Linked DNA regions of Homo sapiens: region 1 is linked to region 2. Evidence: chromatin loops called from intact Hi-C (ENCODE). Cell type or tissue: adrenal gland. All regions are shown on one strand. Each heading gives the region's core, and the rest is flanking DNA. Links, peaks and the distances in the headings are about the cores only. Region 1 overlaps LINC01397 (long intergenic non-protein coding RNA 1397). Region 2 holds the start of SLC6A17 (solute carrier family 6 member 17).

Evidence for each region. Peaks named below come from ENCODE experiments on the same cell type or tissue, not always from the same donor. Only the 100,000 strongest peaks of a DNase experiment are listed, where the experiment ranks them.
Region 1: it touches region 2 in a loop (5-fold over the local background); 1 of 110 quality-filtered maps calls a loop at or near these places.

Annotation. Positions count from the first base shown.
Region 1 is chr1:110,103,680-110,108,055 of GRCh38, reverse strand. The region is part of intron 1 of LINC01397 (long intergenic non-protein coding RNA 1397); the gene reads right to left. Among named protein-coding and RNA genes, the nearest start is that of UBL4B, 6.6 kb to the left of the region's middle. In adrenal gland, for the core only: a CTCF peak has its summit at 1,750 (motif pointing right); DNase peaks (open chromatin) are centred at 1,735, 2,445, 3,415 and 3,997.
Region 2 is chr1:110,148,673-110,153,048 of GRCh38, reverse strand. It overlaps SLC6A17 (solute carrier family 6 member 17), which reads right to left and starts at 2,555. Exons shown (of 12, transcript NM_001010898.4): 1 at 2,166-2,555. RefSeq lists an enhancer at 588-882 and a silencer at 2,511-2,560. In adrenal gland, for the core only: no CTCF peak of the experiment used is centred there; DNase peaks (open chromatin) are centred at 1,616, 1,958 and 2,483; H3K4me3 peaks cover 888 bases; H3K27me3 peaks cover 3,895 bases.

The DNA of each region.
Region 1 (4,376 bases), core at 311-4,310, 45 kb after region 2:
GACATTGAATGCTGAGGGTGTGAACTCCTCAGGATAAAAGCCAAGTGTCCAGCTGCCGGCCTGGGGCCTGCCTTGAGCAATCCTGTTCCTTGAGCCCCATTTTCCTCCTCTGTCTAACGGGAGTGTGGTCACTGCCCAGCCTCCCTTGCAGGGTTGCTGTGAGGGCCAAAATAGGTAGGCCATACCCCCAGGACCTCACACAGCATCCAACCCATGAAGACACCCAGACGTATAGATTTAATTGATAAATGTAAACGGCAGCTCTTACTGTCACCCCTCGACAGTGAATGAAGATCCCACTGTGCCTAGAACTGTGCCCAAAGTGTGAATCCCCACAGGCCGGGGTGGGCCCCACTGCTTGCACAGGTCGGCAAGCAGAGGCCTTTGCTGACTGCTGAGAGGGGCCCCAGGAGGTGGGAAGTTCACAACCACTCCCAGGGGCCACAGGAAAGGCTCATATAGAAGATAAACTATAGCCTCTGCCCACCTCACTCCCTGGAAAATGATGAAGTTATTGCACTTTAATGATGTCAGGCTGGCCTTCCAAGGAAGGTGCCTGGGATGGAGCAGAACCTGGGGAGACAGAGAAGGAGAGCAAAAGCAAGACAGAGAAACGGAGAAGGAATGGAGAATAAGAAAGCCGAGTGTAGGAAGTGCTTGGAAAGGGGTGAACAGTGGAAGGGACACAACGGAAAGGGGATGGGATAAAAAGTGCAGGCAGGGGAGCAGCACCAGGGAAGAAGGTAGAAAAGGAAAGAACTGGGGTGGGCGCGGGGTGGGAGAAGCAGGAGCATGAAGGGACAGTTCATGCAAACCAAGTGCAGTCAGTAGCGCTACAGGCCTCCCTTCTAAGAACACAGTCCTCCCCGCTCTCCTTACAGTCTGCAAATGGTTCACGGGGAAACTTTGGTAGAGAAAGTGGAATCTGGGAAGCTGAGAGCACAAAGCTGTGGTCCCCAGCATAACCTGCTGCCTCCAGCCCATATAGCCGCATCACTCAACAGTGTGTCTCGAGCGCCCATGATGTGCCTGCACCTGCAATGGTGAGGTGAAGACTGGCAGGTCACCAGACACAGCCCTGTGGCAAGGGCTGCCCCAGGCCCACCACTATGCTGCTGGAGACCCCACTCAGCCTGTGCCACCTCCTGTTGCTGTCATCAGGGACCTCTTACCCCTTTGAGGAAGAGGGCTGCTTTGTGCCCTGTCAGGCCTAGCATAGGACAGGACCGGCAGCTCTTTAGGTGGCCCCTGACCCAGGCTGCCCTCCATAGTGCCTGGCACATAGTAGGTGCTCAGTAGGTATGGCCCACTCCCTGCCTGTCATCCACTGGCTGGCATTGGCTGTCTCAGCAGCTGCACCAAAATGGGTTTGGGGCTTCTCCCATGAGGGCCCTAAAGCCTCCTCCCTTCCCGGGTCTCAGGGAGCCGAGGCCCAGGTGAACCTGAGCCTGGGGCCTGCAGGGCCAAGGAGCTGGAGCAGGAGGAAGGCAGCAGATCTCATGGGGCCACAGGAGCCCAGGGGACATCACTTACAGTCCCAGCCCTCTCTGGCTGACAGTGGGTAGTCCAATATCTGAAAGGCCTCAGTCCTCACACCAGACAACCTAAGTCCTGCCCTGTGCTGGTGTCCCAGAGCCCTGGAGAAGTCAGACACTGGCTGGGAGCAGATCAGAAACCTGGCTCCAGAGACCACATGGAACTCACAACTGCTGGAAAACCTCACCGGGCTGTAGCCTGCTGTGACCACTAGATGTCACTGGTGACCTCACCAGCCAGTCCAGCAGCTGACACCAACCAAGCCAGCCTGGGGCCTGGGCACAAGGTCTCACGTGGAGACCAGCCCCCTCCTCCTGCAGATCACCAGCCATACTCCTGCCCTCCTCTTCGGGGTCGTGGTCTGAGCACAGACATCGCCTGGCCCTGAAGCAGGAACAGGATAGTAAACTTTACTATGGAGGCAAAGAAGTTCTAACTCCAGCAGGAGGTGGGCCCTGATCACAGGCTTCACCTGGGAGGGAGCTTGGGTGGGTGTGAAGGAGGAACAGGAGTTGCCCTGATGAAGAAGGATGCCCTGACTGAGGGCCCAGCACACGCAAGTCCATGTGGAAGTGTGGGACTCGGTGAGCTGGAGTGCAGCAAAGGAGTGAGAGGCGAGGCAGTCAGGAAACAGGCAGGGCCGTCACCTTCACAGAAGAGCTCTTTCCTGGAGCCAAGACTTCTGCATCCCTGCAGGGCACAAGCACAGGAGTCCCCAAGGAGCAGCCCACAGCTATCACTCACTCTGTCTTACACACACATGCACACGCACACGCAAACGCACGTACACACATGCCCTGCTAACCTAAGCTGGGATCAGCAGGGGGCTTTCTTTCCCACACTGTCTCTGAGCTCCACTGGGGCTCTCGGAACACCAGGACCCCAGCCAGTGTTATGGTGCCAAGAGTGAGTTTCTCCCTCCCTCATGGCCTTCTCTGGTGTGCCCTGGAGGAGACACTGCCCATGGTGTGGCTGGTGGCCCATCATCTCTGTTAAGGGTGCTTTAATCATGATCAACACAGGGGCATCTCCTGTGCCCGTCTGCACTCTGGGCTGTGTGATTTCAGCTGGCAAAAAGTAGTCTGCTTCAACCTGTAGCTGTGGGACTGCCATGCATTTAAACATACCAAACAGGCTGGGCGTGGTGGCTCACACCTCTAATCCCAGCACTTTGGGAGGCCAAGAGGCAGATGGCTTGAACCCAGGAGTTTAAGACCAGCCTGGGCAACAAGGCGAAACCCCATCTGTATAAAAATACCAAAATTAGCAGAGCATGGTAGTGTGTGTCTATAGTCCCAGCTACTGAGGAGGCTGAGGCAGGAGGATCGCTACAATTTTATCATCCTGCCTCAGGATGATAAAAGTGCTGGGATTATAGGCATGAGCCACTGGCCTCCATGTGGTTCTTGAGTACTTTTTTCCCTTTTGTTTCCTCTTAAAGTGCTTCCTGAAAAATCTACAATTTTATCTTGGTTGCAAGAATAAGGAAAAAAAAAAGATTTCTTCCCATCTAGGCCAGATTAGATGGAGAAGCAGAGGGCCTCCTGGGCCAGGCAGAATGGTAGCTATATTCTGGACATTCTACAAAGGTCCAGCTGAGGGCCTAGACTTGGCAGGCACCCCCCCTGGGAATGGCTTTGATAAATGTTCCCCTTCCTACAGGGGTGACTGCTTCCTTGAAGATCTGTGTCATCAACCAGAGCGACAGGAACCCTCCACCACGTGGCAAAGATCAAACACGATGCATTAAAAGCCAGGACCAAGAAGGGGCCCACAAAGCCCTGCCCTGAACACCTCCTGCTCTTGCTGGTCTTGCAAGTCTACAGCCAGGTGTGGGTGGAGAAGCCAGTGGCCAATCTAAAGATGCTGCCACATGGATCGTGCAGGACCAGAGAGAGTCCTTGTTGCTCCTGGCGAGATACAAAGGCTGGTCTTTCACCAGGGCAGCTTGTGCTAGCCTTTCAGCCTGACTCTTGGCCTAAGGGTGCTAAGGCGAGTCCTTGGGTGAGATTCCTGCTAACAAGACCCCTTCTGTCAGTTGAGGAAAGCAGGCTCCTGCCAGAGAAGATGACATGGAACAAGCTGCATGACATCTGCCCCAGAGGAAGCCAAGACCAAAATGAAGGAACAAGGGAAAAAGAGTGAGAAAGCTGGGAACAGAGTAAAGCTGGGCTTGGGGGAACTGAGCTACCTGTAAGACAGATCTCTGTTAGGGGAAGAGAGACTAAACTACAGCTGAACAGAACAAGGGGCTAGTAAACTTGGATTTGACTTAGGCTTGATTAACCCCAAGGAAGTCCAGTTGGCAGGTGGGATGTTGGGTTAGGGTTACAGTTAGGGTTGGCCTATTATTTTGTTTGACTTCCTGCTCCTCTAGCTGGTAGCACTAGCCACATGCAGCCACTCATCAGAACAAGCTGGAGCCAAAAGCAAGAGGGAGAATATTTAAATCCAGCCAACAGCTGATTGGATGGTCCCATGAGCAGCATGGACTGTATGGAAAAACGGGTCCGATCAGGGGCTGCCTCAAGCTCCATAGCAGACCATCAGAACTACTTCAGTGGAGTCATTCCTGGTATCAAAACCCAAGTGACTACCTGTTGGACCAGCAGCCTCATATCCTAGCTGATGGCCATCCCAGGGGTCACCAATATGAGCTTCTGCCCTGAAGTGCCTCTTCCACTGCAAGAATATCACACTGGACTGACTACCTTTTGTACATTAAGTTTATTACCTAATAAATGCTCCTAGGACCCACAGACAAGTCACCCCATTACTTTCATTAACAGGGACCTGATTAAGAGTTAAGTGTCTTGGAAGGGACAGGACTCATGGTAAGG
Region 2 (4,376 bases), core at 224-4,223:
AATCCTGCTCTTAAGCAGGCTTCCCAATTTAGGGTCTCATGGGGAGACTTGAGGGTTGGAAACAGGTCTATGTGAAGCTGAGTTACAGGTCCTTCTTAATCACATGGGAAGCACCGAACCTTCATGTGTCCCCACAACCCCTTTCATGATGGAGCAGAAGCAATGAGAGAAAGAATTGCCTCTGGTTAAGGCCCATAAGGGAAGGGATGGGGAACTAACATCTAATGAGCACCTGCTGTGTCTAGCACCTGGCTCAAAATAAGCCTGCAGAAATAATATCATAGGCATCCCTGTTTTACAACTGAGGAAACTCTGAGACTCCCGAGGTGAATTGACTTGCCCAAGGTCACCCCACTGGCACATGGCAGAACACTGGGCCCAGTTCTGACCACAATCACAGAGCCTTTCCTTACCCTCCCCTTCACCTCTCCCCATCTCCCTGCCCAGCCCAGCCTGGCCCTGCTCACCTTCCCAAGGAGTCAGAGCTCCAGGACCCTTGCTCAACAGCCAGAGCTCTGCTTAGCTCCTTCAGAGGACTTGCCCACCTCTGCCCAAAACACTTGGGCTCAGGCCATTCCTGCTCACGAGTCCTGCTAAAGAACTCCAATCAACTCACAAACAGCTGACACACGACTCTGTGTGTGACTCAGGCCAAACAAACTCACTCCAATCAGAGCTGGTGGGCACCATTTGCCTCCTGCACTGAGTCACCCTCCAGGCTGAGCTTCAGGGATTCGCTGAAACTCAACCACCTACTTAGCCACAGATGTTCCATTGGAGAAAAATCCGGCAGTGGAGCTAAAGCCTCTGACGGTCCTCGTGGATGAGCCATGGCCAAGGACAATCAGGTGTGACCTCAAAGCTCTTCCTGCCCAGGTGATGGGTCCGCCTCACAGAGCCATGGGATAATGTAAGCACAGAACGAGACACAAGAACTCCCCACTGTTAACCTCAACACACTCTGACCTTGTTCTCCAGACATCAGTGAGCGTGTCCAGCAAGGCCTTAACAGTTAGGCGCTAACTAAAGTTTTGGCCGAATTTTTTTGGAGCCATTACAGGATTGTCTTTGTTCCTGAAGTTCCTGTTAACAAGGACAATGCCCGGAAAAGAATCTTCCTCCTCATTACCACTTCCCTGTCTCCCCAACCCACCCCCATCTGCCTCAAGTTCACAGCTGAATTGCCCAAAGGTAGCTCTGGTTAGAAATCTCGTAATCCAAAAGGCCTGTTAAAGTATTTCTTAAAAAAAAAAAGGAAAGAGGAATGGCATCAAAAAATATTTTCTAAAGCCAACTTGACAGGGCCTAGGTCCTGTAAGGTGAATGGCCTTGGGATTTCTGAATTTGATTTCTGACAGGGCTGTCTGGGCTTTAAAAGGAAACATCACGCTTCTTTCCAAGGCAGCCGCGCCCCTGGGGAGCGGCCCACCCATAGTACTGCGAGCATCCAGCATCGCTTCAGAGCACGGCGCACACAGGCATAAATGCAGCAGAGGCCTCTCGACCCGCCAGGACGGCGCCCCCTCCAGATGGGCACCACACGCACGTCCCCTGTCTCAGCCATTCCGTTCCCCAGATGCGCTTCCCACGAGGGAGGAAGGGCTCTCTGCTAGCTCCGAATCCAGCGAGGACCAGCCCCAGGACTGAGAATTAAATATTCATCTCGGGCGTGACAGTTCTGCTTCGCTTGCCAATGTTACTGTCAAGGTCACAGGCCTGAGGCCGAGCGGCTGGGGCTGGGGTCTCCAGCTGCGTAAGAGGCTCCCAGTGGAACTGCGCCCTGGGCGCGCAGTTTCAAGCCGCGGATGGGCCGGACAGGCCCCCTCCGGTTCTCCGCGGGCGCTTGCCTCCGCAGCTAAGCCCAATTTCCTCCGGAGTTCTTGGGCCCTTCTGAGCACCAGAAGCTGAAGCCCGGTGTCCAACCCGTGCGTACGCCGCTGGGGACCCCGATGCGCGAAGGAGAGCGGGCCCCGGGGCTCCGTCGCCAGGCAACGGCGGCTGGAGCGGCGAGAGGAGCCCGGGACGAGCGCAGGGTCGGGCGGATGCGGGGGCAGCGCCGCCTCACACCTTGGTCCTCAGCCCTCCCTGGCTGGGGCGGGGCCAGAACAGGGAAAGTTGCAGTGGCCGGCCCGGTAAAGCCAGGCGGGGCGCGGCCAGCGACTCACCTGTCACGCGTGGGTAGTCGCGCAGACTCGGCCCGTGCACTCCGGCCGAGCAGCTGCGATCCCCGACGGGTCGCGGACGCACAGCTCCTCCCCCGGGCCACAGGCCCCCGGCTGGGGCTGGGGCGACCCGGAGCTGCGCGCCGGCGCACGCGACTCCGCTCGCTCCTCACTCCCTGCCTCACCACCAGTCCCAACCTGGCTCCCGCCCGCCGCGCGCTCGGGGCTCAGGGGAGCGGCGCGGGGACCCAGGTCCCACGGCGGAGAGAGCGCGCGGGATTGCGAAGACTGGGGCCGAGTGCCGCCCTCCCTGCGCCCTGGCAGCGCCGGCTCTGCGGAGCAGAACGGAGCTGGGCGGAGCGCTGCGCGCACTGTTCCCTCGCTTTCCGAAAGGCCACCCTGGCGGCGGGGCGCCGTGACGCAGGCTTGACTCACGCGCGGGCCGGCGTCAATGCGAGGCTCTCGGGCAGCGAGCGAGGCTCTGATGGCCGACGTAGGCGGAGAGGGTGGGCGTGGGGCGGGAGAGGGAGTTGCAAGGGGGCTTAGCTTCTTGAGGCCCCTGGTCAGGGGATGCAGACCCTGGAGCCCTCGCCAGGGCTTCTGCCCTCGGAGAGGAATGGGGCCCCAATGGTTAAAGCCCTCCTGGACCCTGGGCCTCACTTTCTTCTTTTCAGACTCACCTCTTTTGGCCTTCTTTAATGAACTCAATCTCAATTCATGTGGTTATTTCCCCTGCCCTAGACATTTCCACCTCCGTGCTTCTGTTCCCTTTCCTCTAGATGTCCTTCCACTCCTCCGTCCTTCCATCCTACCATTCTGCAAGGCCGTTCCCTGTGCAGGTCAACTCTTAGGACATCACTCATCTGTTGAGCACCTACTGTATGCCAGGGGCTGCAGAGGCTGAAAGGATCACAGACGTGAGGGAACCTCCTGGAGAGGCAGTGTGGGTTGACCCAGGTCTTTACAGTACAAAGCGAAAGGATTGGAGAACCGTACAAGATGAGTAAAGTGGGGAGACAGTGACAGGGAAATTCTGACTGGTCTCTGAGTAGGCCTCTTGGAAGATCCTGGCCTAAAGGATGGACAGTCAGAAGGGGAGAAGGATGACCCCTGTGGAGTGGACAGCATGGCAAGGGCATAGATGCAAGAGAGTAGAAACGTATGCGTGGGGTGGGGTGGTGGTTGCCTGAGCTGGAGCAGGGGTGGGGATGATGAGAGGTGAAGTTAGACAGGGAGGCAGGAGCCATCCTGCCAGGGCCTTGGGGGGCTGTTATGAGAGTCTGGATGAATTATCTCTCTTCTAGGGAACACTAAGGGGGCCTTTGGCATCCAAGGGAGGTGTTTGGGAGGAATGGGAGATGGAGGTTGTCTTAGTGAAAGGTGGTAAGGGCCATTGTCAAGAACTCTGAAGAGTCTGAGATTTTACACTTACAATCTAAGTTACCCTGCCAGTTTCATGGATGCCATCAGAAGACAGGAAACTCTGGGCCAGACACAAAGGACTTTAATTACTCATGGCACAGCAGGCTGCAAGAGCTTCACATTCAGATCACCTTCCCTTAACTCTGAAGTCCTATGGGTGGGACATGAGACTGGACCACACACACTGAGAAACTCCAAGCTTAGGAAACCTCAATCTTTTATAATGCGCTGCAAGCAAACTTGCCCGACATTTGCCTTAGACATATCTTTATTATACTGGACAGCAAACAGAACTGCTCTCCACTAGAGGGAGACGCTATCGTTGGAGGCTGTTTGCTATGCAACCATCCTCTAAAAGATAATGGGAACAAAAAAGCCATCAGTGCCTCTGCCCACAAGACTTGTGGGAACACAATAAACCCATAGAGAATTATCTCCTGATAGAAAAATTCTTTCAACAATTATTTAGTGAGCCTAATGGTTACTTTACACTGTTCCAGGCCCTAAGGAGACAGCAAAAAATGAGACAGATAATAATCTCTGCCCTTATAGGGTTTACATTCTGGTGGAAGCAACCAGGGAAGCAGATGGGGTGGAGTGGCATGGCAGGAAGTAGCAAGAGACAGGACAGAGATGAACAAATAGAATGTGACAATTGACGTGGTATGGGAGGTGGGAGGAAGGAACCTATCAGAGATAGGCAGTATTAAGGCAAGAGAACTTACAGGTGGTGTGGTCATGGAAAGGGGAAGGACTTTGGAGCCTCATAGATCTAAGTTTTCATCCTGACTG